Regions from separate parts of the Homo sapiens genome. Here region 2 is linked to region 1. A link is an interaction called in ENCODE POLR2A ChIA-PET data of the cell type or tissue named here. Cell type or tissue: Caco-2. All regions are shown on one strand. Each heading gives the region's core, and the rest is flanking DNA. Links, peaks and the distances in the headings are about the cores only.

What was found. ChIA-PET counts read pairs that join two places held together with the same protein. Peaks named below come from ENCODE experiments on the same cell type or tissue, not always from the same donor. Only the 100,000 strongest peaks of a DNase experiment are listed, where the experiment ranks them.
Region 2: POLR2A ChIA-PET joins it to region 1 with 5 read pairs; 4 of 35 experiments call an interaction of 5 or more read pairs at or near these places.

What each region holds. Positions count from the first base shown.
Region 1 is chr15:65,924,604-65,929,981 of GRCh38, forward strand. It overlaps MEGF11 (multiple EGF like domains 11), which reads right to left. Exons shown (of 26, transcript NM_001385028.1): 12 at 5,117-5,280; 13 at 3,822-3,924. Among named protein-coding and RNA genes, the nearest start is that of RAB11A, 58 kb to the left of the region's middle. In Caco-2, for the core only: no CTCF peak of the experiment used is centred there; a DNase peak (open chromatin) is centred at 3,152.
Region 2 is chr15:65,833,990-65,839,319 of GRCh38, forward strand. All of the region lies in intron 1 of LOC105370866 (a long non-coding RNA gene), which reads left to right. Among named protein-coding and RNA genes, the nearest start is that of TRQ-CTG1-4, 32 kb to the right of the region's middle. RefSeq lists an enhancer at 1-550. In Caco-2, for the core only: no CTCF peak of the experiment used is centred there; no DNase peak of the experiment used is centred there.

The DNA of each region.
Region 1 (5,378 bases), core at 88-5,087:
AGCTGTGATCTGCCATAAGGCTTTTTTTTTTTTTTTTTTTTTGGAGACAGGGTCTCACTCTATCACCCAGGTGGGAGTGCAGTGGTGTGATCTTGGCTCATGGCAACCTCTGCATCCGGGGTTCAAGCAATTCTGCTTCAGCCTTCCGAGTAGCTGGGATTACAGGTATAAGCCACCACCACAGCTGGCTAACTTTTGTATTTTTAGTAGAGACGGGGTTCCTCCATGTTGGCCAGGCTGGTCTTAAACTCCTGGTCTCAAGTGATCCGCCCGCCTCAGCCTCCCAAAGTGCTGGGATTACAGTCGTGAGCCACTGTGCTGGCCTAGGATTTCTTTTGCCTATGGTTGTTGGAAACCCAGGATTCAGACCACAGGCCTAGGGACAAAGCTGTTCCTTGCACTGAGGTGGAGCTTTGCTGTCCACAGGGCCTCCAATTCCACTGCACACCAGGCACTCTTTGCCAGCTGACCAAGGCACATGTGTCACACGTAGACAGTGCTCTCTCCTAAAACTATAGGTATTACTGTGTTCATAAAACACAGTGTATGTGAAAGCACCACTGAATTCGTGGCAGCTGGTTGCTATTGTGTTTATCCCAGCCAGTGGCTATTAAAAGTATAGCTACTCTCATTGTGGAATCCTTAGTGTTTTCATGTCAAAAGGGGTCCTCATTTATGGAGATTGAGAACCATGAGTGTACCATGTTTATTCTCAGACTGAAGGTGGCTGCAAAGTCCCACTGGGTTCTAGGACTTGGCAGTTATTATATTCTGGGCCTGTTTCTGTGGGAGTGGGGCTGTTTGTGGTTCTTATATGTCCCAAGACCTTCTTGGAGCTTAAGACATGGGATCTAAGTGGAAAGAAGGGTCAAGGATTTCCCCATATGGAGTGCCCAGTTCCAGAAGCAACTTACTGATATGATCAAAGGGGCTGGCCTTGGCCTTTGTGGGAGGCTCCCAGCTGTAGTTTCTGAAGAAGCAGCTTCAGTTACCTTCCTGGGCCCCAGTTTTCGCTACAGTTGGATAGGGATAGTCCCCCTCAGAGGTCCTTTCCTTTCTTACTCTAGGGAACCCCCTTGCTTTATTTTTCAGGACTCCTCCCCACCCCCACATCTAAATTGGTGGGTAAACCTAGGCTAGGAATCCATACATGTTGATCTCTAGTTCATGCAGTGAAGCCAGTAGCCACTCAGCAGCCCATATCCTTCAGGGTCCGTTTAGGGCCCTCCTTCTCCAGGAAGCCTTCTTGGATGTCTGCCCAGGGAGACAAGCATCTCTTTGATAATCAGCAGCATACAGCTTTGTCTCTACCTGTTACTTGAAAGCTTCATACACAAGACCTGTCTCCCCTGCCAGCAATTTGAAGACAGGTACCATGGCTTACTGCCACTTCTGACTTTGCTTACCTAGGTGCTCCTTATGGACAGGATGCCATCTTGGTCATTTTTGCATCTTTGGTGCCCAACAGTGTTTGGCACACAGTAGGTACTCAGAAACTGTTGCTTTTTACCATTTACTGCTGAGTCTGGCATGGTGCTGGGCACAAGGTAGCTGCCAATATAAAGGCTTGGTAATTGCTTGAGTCAATAAATGCTAGTTGATTGAATAAATGGTTCCCCCTTAAGATACAATCCTGAGTCTTTCATCCTATTGGCCCTAATGTCCTGAGACCCCAGACAACTCCTTTTCCTTATCTGTGGCATGAGAAGGTTGGTGGAGATAATCTTTAAAGCCTCCCCCACTTTAAGGGGAAAAATTATGAATGGTTATAGGCCAACTTCCAGTTTATTTCAGTAAACATTTAATAAGCACATATTATGTGCAGGGCAAGATGAATAAGACAAAATGCCAACTGTCAGTAAGCCTATGGCTTATGAGGGTTAAGGGGAGACACATGCACAGCTCAGGGCAGCCCCAAACCTGTGCCAAGCCAAGGAATGAGCGGTGTGCCAGGGACTGGGAAGTTAGGCACAGATTTTTCTTGAGGCAGAGGTGAGTGGGGAGGGCTCAGTGGGAGGCCCATCTCTGTCTCTCATTGGCCCCCTTCTGCATGACAAACCTCAGGACATCAATCACTTCTTTGAAAAGACTTCAGGACCACATTTGGGGAAATTAGGTTTAGAACAGCAGAGGCCTTGCTGAAAGGTGGTTCACCAAAGACAGAATTTTTAAGCACTAGATGTCATTAAAATCTTAATTGGCTCACTCAAAATTAAGGCAATGAAAAATTAAAGTTGATTTCCACTTGGCTCCTGCTGAGATTCTAGGGTGCCAGTGACCAGGGTTGAGCCTTATTCTTTACTGACGGGCAGGAGCCAGCAGGGCAGGGGAAGCCAGGCTGGAGATACTGCAGAGGAAGCAATGTCCCTGGCTCTTGGCTGCTTAGAAACTTTCTGGTTATGAACACAGGCTGTGCAGCAACCTGGTGTTAATTATTTATCTGAGAACCTATACTGCCAGAAATGACTATATTTCTTTCTCTTTGCTGCTCATCACCTTGGGACTGGCTAGTAGGTTCACTTCTGAAATGCTTATTAAGCACTTCCTGTATTCATGGCCTGCTTTTACTGAGCACTTACTATGTGCCAGGCACTGTTAGCACTTTATAGGTAGTAACTCATTTAAGCTTCAAAACAACCCTGTAGTTGCAAGGATAATTATCTGTATTTTATGGATGGAGAGTTCAGGCCCTGAGAGGTTAAATGACTTGCCCAAGGTCATAAACCCCAGCAGTCTTGCTCCAGAGCTGGGTTCTTAACTACCGTGTTATCCATATCTCAGTGTGTGGCAGGCAGTGGATACAATGGTGAATAAGGCAGATGCCTCCATATAGCTGATGGCCACATTAGGGAGGCAGATAATAAACAGTTACCACAGTTGTCATTGAACTCTGATTTAAGTACCACAATAGGAAAAGTGTAGGGTAGAAGAATTAATAAAGGGAGTGCTTTTGTCTTGGTCAGGTTGGGGTGGGTATTGTAGCAGGGGAAGTGCCTTCCCAGAGGAAGAAAGCTTTACATTGAAATCTGGTAGACAAGGAGTTATCAGGTGAAAAGGGGAAGGAATGATCCAGGCAGAGGGAATGGCATGTGCAAAGGCCTGGAGTCAGGAAGGTGGTTGGCTTCCTGAAGAAGTAGACTGCAGCCCTGGTGGCTGGAATGTAGTGAGCCACAAAGTGAACAGAGTGAGGTGGAGTCAGGCAGAGCCAGATCCCGTGGGCCCTGGGCCATGGTAAGGATTTAAAATTTTATGTAAGAGTCGTGGGAAGCCACTGAGGCATTCTGAACAGGGACTGAAATGGCAGATCTGGGTTTGAAAAGTTGACTCTGGCCACCAGGTGCAGAATGAATGCAGCTGGGCAAGAGCGGAGGCCAAGGCAGTGCCAGATGCGGGATGGTACCCAGCAGACCGTGTGGTGGCAGTGGGATGGAGAGAAGTAGATGGATTCACCTTGTATTTAGGAGGCAGGCTGACAGGATAGATATAAGGACCAGGATTCTGAGACTGGACTAAGGAGAAAGGCCCTTGTCCCCTTCTCCATCATATTCTCTAGATTGAGCACTTACACCAACCATATGTCAGCTTTTGACCTACTGGAGTGACTCCAGTGCCTTGGACAGAGCTTATACCTAATAGATGTTCAATAAATATTTACTTGAATTAAATGGAATGGAGAACTGGAACCCAGAGCAGATAAAGGGAAAGATGCATACTCAGGGATCAAGAAGAGAGGTATTGAAGAAGAAAACGGTCAAGAGAAGTAGGATACCAAGAACCCAGTTTCACAGTACCTGGGTGGTGGCACAGCAAGGGAAGGTTACCTGTCCATCCGGCCAGGCAGCAGCAGTGGCCTGTGACGGGGTCACATCCATCAGCATGGCTGCAGTCACAGTGTTCACTGCAGTTCAGCCCAAATGTGCCATCCTGTGGAGAAGACAGGGAGAGAAAAATGATCAGACCCAAACCTCCAGAGGTTTGTGTACTTCTATGGATCTTTTCTTTAATTTTTACTTTTGGAGGGTCCAGTGAGATCTACTGGATCTTGATGACAAAACTGAGCCAGAACCCCACAGAGATGCAGGGAGACTGGGGCTGGGGCACAATGGGGACACGTTTTGTAAGTGGGGATAACACAGCCATGAAGACACTCTGAAGAATTATTTGGCTGCATTAACAGGAGTATGAGGTTGAGAAGGAGGTGATACTCCTGCTCTACTTCTCAGTGGTCAAGCTCAAAGGCCTGTAATGATCATTAACTAAAACTGTAAATGAAAGTGCACTTTGCAGATTGTAACACATTGATCATCTGTGAGGAATGACTATGATTTATTCTTTGTTGCCGGGGAAGAAGGTAGTCACCAATTCTTATATGCTCATTAGGTATCAAGAGCCTCATATACTTAATTTTTCTTAATCCTCACAGCAATTCCATGATATGATTCCATTGTATTCCCACTTTAAAGATGAGAAACAAGGTTAGAGAGGTGAAGTAACATGCTCAAGGTAACAAAGGATGTGACAAAGCCAAGATTTGAACCCAGGATTGCAGGACTCCAAATTGCTCATTAAGGACTGCATTGCTCATCCAGCAATATCATATCAGTGGGTTTAACTTATTTGTATCTCAGACCTATAAGATGAAGTGATTAAGTCTGGGTGGTTATTATTGAACAGTGCTTGCTTTAGTCACCACACACTCTGATCATAAAAGTACAGACTGTTGGAACCAGAAGGAAGCTTAAACATTATCTACCAACGAATGGCAACTCTCATGGATTAGTAAGGGCTGTCTTGTAGCACTGGGTTGTGAAGGAATCTGAAGCTGCATTTGAGCTCAAGTGCCAGAGTCAATAATGTTTACCAAGAGCAGCACGGGAAAAGTGATGCCATGTCACCACATCTGCCAAGTATTTGCCATTTTATAGACGAGGGGGATGAGGGCCAAAGTAGTAAAATAGCCACAGAGAGGTTAGGACTAGGACTGTGACCTAAATCCAAGTGTCCCATCACCTAGCTTAGTGCTGTTCTCTGTGCACTCTTGTGGACGAACTAACACCAGGGAAAGGGCGTGAGGGGATGCGGAGCCCAACCTGTCCCTCCCCACCCTGGCACTCACCGGGCAAGGCAGCTCACAGGTGTCTCCCAGCCAGCCAGGAGTGCAGGAGCAGGAGCCGTCTATGGGGCTGCAGGCTGCCCCATTGGCACAGGTGCAGCTCTCGTTGCAGTTCAGGCCCCACGTCCCACTGGGACATGGCAGGGTGCAGTCCAGGCCCTGCCACCCTGAGGGGAGGGAAAGGGACTGTCACTTCTCCATCCAGGCCCAGTGTGTCTTTTTTGCCCACTCCCCCCAGCTCTGCACACAGCATTCCACCCAAACC
Region 2 (5,330 bases), core at 331-5,330, 90 kb before region 1:
ACCCTGGTGCTGTTGCTGCAGACTGCTTTAGAGCTGCTGTCTCCTGGGCTCAGGCAAAGTGCCAGCATCAATCTTTGTCATCAAAATCCCCGTGTCTGCCCTGTGTGCTGGGTGCCCTTCAGAGCCAGCAGGCCAGTTCCAGGCATGCATTTAGGTAGAAGACTGAAGGAGGGACTAGAGAAAACATTCAGAATTAGACAATAAGGATGAAAGAGGGGCAGAATCAGGTAAAAGTAAATATTTCACCAGTCTGTGTCTTACTGATGCATACAGTAGTGTGCCAGTAACACTGTTCATTTCAACTTTTTGCAATGATGGAAATGTTGTATATCCATGCTGTCTGATATAGTAGCTACACATGGGTACTGAATACTTGCAATGTGGAAAGCGAGGATGTTTTTATCCAGTTTAATTTTTGTTTATTTATTTTTTTTGAGACAGAGTCTCACTCTGTCGCCCAGGCTAGAGTGCAGTGGCGTGACCTCGACTCATTGCAACCTTTGCTTCCCAGGTTCAAGCAATTCTCGTGCCTCAGCCTCCCTAATAGCTGGAATGACATGTGCATGCCACCATACCTGGCTAATTTTTGCATTTTCAGTAGAGATGGGGTTTCACCATATTGGCCAGGCTGGTCTTGAACTCCTGACTTCAAGTGATCCACTCACTTCAGCCTCCCAAAGTGCTAGGATTATAGGCATGAGCCACCACACCCGGCCCAGTTTAATTTTAATTAATTTAAATGCAAATAGTCATTTGTGGCTGGTGACTACTGTATTAGAGACACTAATGTTTCATTGTTTGTTTTTTTTTGAAATAAGATCTCTCTGTGTTGCCCAGGATAGAGTACAGTGGTGCGATCATGGCTCACTGCAACCTCCGTCATCTCCTGGGCTCAAGCTATCCTCCCACTTCAGCCTGCTGAGTAGCTAAGACTACAGGTGAATGCCACCATGTCCGGCTAATTTTTGTATTTTTAGTACAGATGGGGTTTCACCATGTTGCTCAAGCTGGTCTCGAACTCCTGGGCTCAGGCAATGTGCCCGCCTCGGCCTCCCAAAGTGCTGGGATTATAGGTGTGAGCAACCTCACCCGGCCAAGACACTGGTGTTTTAAAAGATAACAGAGAAACATAGGAGACCAGAGATTAGTGTTGGAGTTCTGGGGTCAGATCCCAGCTCTTCTATATATATTTGTTATTAGCTTGTAAAGAAGACACTTAAGCTCTCTGTACTACTTTTCATACAACTGTAACTGGGGCTTAATAATGTTTACCTTATGGTATTGTTATGATAGGTATGGTGGATGGAAGCTTGGATGGGAGGAAAGAGTCATTGACAAGTGTACTCTATCAACAAAACTGGCCGTAAGTATCTGGAAGAGGCAGAGGCCCAGGAGATGTGTACCTTTTCACAAACCCGGCAACCCTGGATTACCAATTGTGTTGCCAAATTGTTGCAGTTGCATTAAGATGTCACATTCATAGCTCTTTTTACTTTTTCAATGTTTTCATTGGAATCTTTCACTTTTATTCTGAGAAACAGATGTTAAAAGAAAAACTGTAGCCAAATTAAATTTAAAAGAGTTTAATTGAGCAAAGAACAATTTGTGAATCGGGCAGCCTCCTGAGCCAGAGTATGCTCAGAGACTCCAGCGCAGCCACATGGTGGAAGATTTATGGCCAGAAAAAGGAAAATGACAAACAGAAAAAAGAAGTGAGGAGGAGAAACAGCTGGATGGGTTACAGTTCGGTGTTTGCCTTATTTGAACACGTTTGAACAGTTGGCCATCCTTGACTGGCCAAAACTCAATGATTGACACAAAAGTAGACTACAGCCTGTATACAGCTCCATTTAGGTTATAGTTCATGATGTACAGAGAAACCTTTAGGCTGAACTTAAGATATGTAAGGAGGCAGCTTTATGCTAAACGTGATTTAACACTGGTAAGGCAAAGGCTATCAGTTGGATTTTCCAGATGAGAACACAGGCCAGGCACAGTGGTTTACGCCTGTAATCCCAGCACTTTGGGAAGCCAAGGTGGGAGAATCACTTCAGGCCAGGAGTTTGAGACCAGCCTGGGGAGCATGGTAAAACCCTGTCTCTACTAAAAATACAAAAATTAGCCAGGCATGGTGGCACACACCTGTAATCTCAGCTACTCGGGAGGCTCAGGCAGGAGAATAACTGGAACTCGGGAGGTGGAGGTTGCAGTGAGCCAAGGTCATGCCGCTGCACTCCAGCCTGGGCGACAGAGTAAGACTCCATCTCAGAAAAAAAAAAAAATTGCATAACAAAACCTTCTCTCTGGAAGACAGCAACTGCAGTCTTTACCACCAGAGAATCTCATGTATGGCTTCCACATGGCTGTGAATAAATGATTTTGTCCTGCAATCTCCTCCTTTGTCTGGCTGAGTTTATAAAGTGCTTGCTACTCAGGCATCAAGAGTATTTCAGCAGACATCTGCACATCCATTTGCTTATACTTTCATCCTATAATTATTTAATTACCTTCTTTTAGTGCCTATAAATAAGAGCTCTGTCATCTGAGAAAAGCCCAGGAAAAATAGAAGGACCATAGAATTTATTTTATTTTATTTAATTTATTTTTTTTTTTTGAGACTGAGTTTTGCTCTTGTCGCCCAGGCTGGAGTGCAATGGCACGATCTCGATTCACTGCAAACTCTGCCACTGGGGTTCCAGCAATTCTCCTGCCTCAGCCTCCAGAGTAGCTGGGACTATAGGCATGCACCACTACATCTGGTTAATTTTGTATTTTGAGTTAACTTCAGGTGATTTCGCCTGCCTCGGCCTCCCAAAGTACTGGGATTACAGGTGTGAGCCACTGCACCTGGCCAGAAGGGCCGTAGAATTGAAATTCAGGTGGGAAAACCACTTTCCCATCTTGGCATGCACAACAATGCCCCCTGTTGACTGAGGCATGCCAGCTTAAAAACAACAACAAAAACAAAGAGTAAGAAAAAAACCAAAATAAAACAAAACAGTCCTCCCCGCAATAACAACCAGCTTTATTGAGGTATAATTGTTATACAATAAATTGTCCTACTTAAAGGGTACAATTTGATGAGTTTTAACATGAGCATATGCTGGTGAAACCACTGCAGTCAAGATAATGAACGTTTCTATCCCAGACAGCTTTTCCATTTCAGGGCAAACAGGGTGAGCACCTAGTTCAATACTATGTGGTAAAAGCTATACCCTCCTTTTAAAAATAATAGCACCGGCCCCTGCAGGGCCTTATTTATTTATTTATTTATTTTGTAGAGATAAGGTCTCCCTATGTTGCCCAGGCTGGTCTCAAAACTCCTAGGCTCAAGTGATCTTCCTGCCTTGGCCTCCCAAAGTGCTGGGATTACTGGTGTGAGCCACCACACCCGGCTAAGGGCCCTCTTTATTTCAGTGTCTGTTCTCATTGGAAAGAGAGCCCTCCATTTGATCTGTATGTGGCCTTTCCTCCTCTCGTCCAGTTACAAGGCTTGTCATTCTGTTGAAGGCTAACTTCTGTGGTGCTTTGGTTCTTATCCTCTTCCAGCTTTCTAGAGATTCCTTTTTAGGGAGCAGTCTCTCTCTCTGCTGAATCATTCACTTATCTACTAGCTCCTTTTCAATAGTAAAAACAAATACAAACAAAGCAAACAAACAAAATTAGTACCTCTTTCTGCCTCCCCCTTCCTCCCTTTAGGCACCCCTTGCTGTACCTCATGCCTTCTTTTCTCGGCCAGACTTCCAGAAATAATTGTCCAAACTCACTCTCTCTCTCTCCACTTCCTCACTTCCCTCACTCTCTTAAAGCCACCCCCACCACCACCACCACACAGATACTATTCTTGACTAGGTCACTCACTACTTCCCTGTTGCTCAGTCCACTGGACCCAACTCAGTCCTTATCATACTCAGACACTGTTGACCATTCTGTCCTTTAAAAAATAGCTTTGTTTTTACAAAAGCAATTGATGCTTTACAAAAAAAAAAAAAGGCAAACAATAAATGAAAGAATTAGGAGGCTCCTCCATGGTTCACTTGGTCTCACTGCTGCAAACAGGGCCAGTACTGCAAGAACTCTCAGCAGCCAGCCAGCCACCCAGTGCAGCTGCCCAATTCACAGAGCAGCCCCAGAAAGTCCCAGAAATTAGTCACTGTAGCCTTCTAATTTGGGGAAATTTTCTTTTTTTTCCTCTTTTTTTTTTTTTTTTTTTGAGACTAAGTCTCACTCTGTTGCCCAAGCTGGAGTGCAGTGGTGCGATCTCAGCTCACTGCAACCTCCACCTCCCGGGTTTAAGCGATTCTCCTGCCTCAGCCTCCCAAGTAGCTGGGACTACAGGCACATGCCACCACGCCCAGCTAATTTTTTTGTATTTTTAGTAGAGACGGGGTTTCACTGTGTTGGCCAGGCTGGTTTTGAACTCCTGACCTTGTGATCAGCCTGCCTCAGTCTCCCAAAGTGTTGGGATTACAGGCGTGAGCCACCGCACCCAGCTGGGAAATTTTCATACTTGCTCTTTCATAGACATTATGGAAGCTTTGCAAATTTTTTTTTTTTTTTTTTTGAGATGGAGTCTCGCTCTGTGGCCTAGGCTGGAGTGCAGTGCCACGATCTCGGCTCACTGCAACCTCCGCCTCCTGGGTTCAAGCAATTCTCCTGTCTCAGCCTCCTGAGTAGCTGGGATTACAGGCACGCACCACCAAGCCTGGGTAATTTTTGTTTTTGTTTTTTGTTTTTGAGACAGAGTTTTGCTCTTGTTGCCCAGGCTGGAGTGCAGTGGTGCAACTTCGGCTCACTGCAACCTCCGCCTCCCAGTTTCAAGCGATTCTCCTGCCTTAGCCTCCCTAGTAGCTGGGATTACAGGCATGCGCCACCAGGCCTAGCTAATTCTGTATTTTTAGTAGAGACAGGGTTACTCCACGTTGGTCAGGGTGGTCTCGAACTCTCAACCTCAGGTGATCCTCCCGCCTCAGCCTCCCAAAGTGCTAGGATTACAGAGGTGAGCCACATGCTTGGCCTTGTATTTTTAGTAGAGATGGGGTTTCACCATGTTGGTCAGGCTGGTCTCGAACTCCTGACCTCATGATCTGCCCACCTCAGGCTCCCAAAGTGCTGGGATTACAGGCATGAGCCACCGCACCCAGCTGGACAAATTTTATATAAATAAGTACATACATACATGATCGGATGCGGTGGCTCACACCTGTAATCCCAGCACTTTGGGAGGCCAACGCAGGTGGATCACCTGAGGTTGGGAGTTCGAGACTAGTCCGACCAATATGGTGAAACCCCATCTCCACTAAAAATACAAAAATTAGCCGGATGTGGTG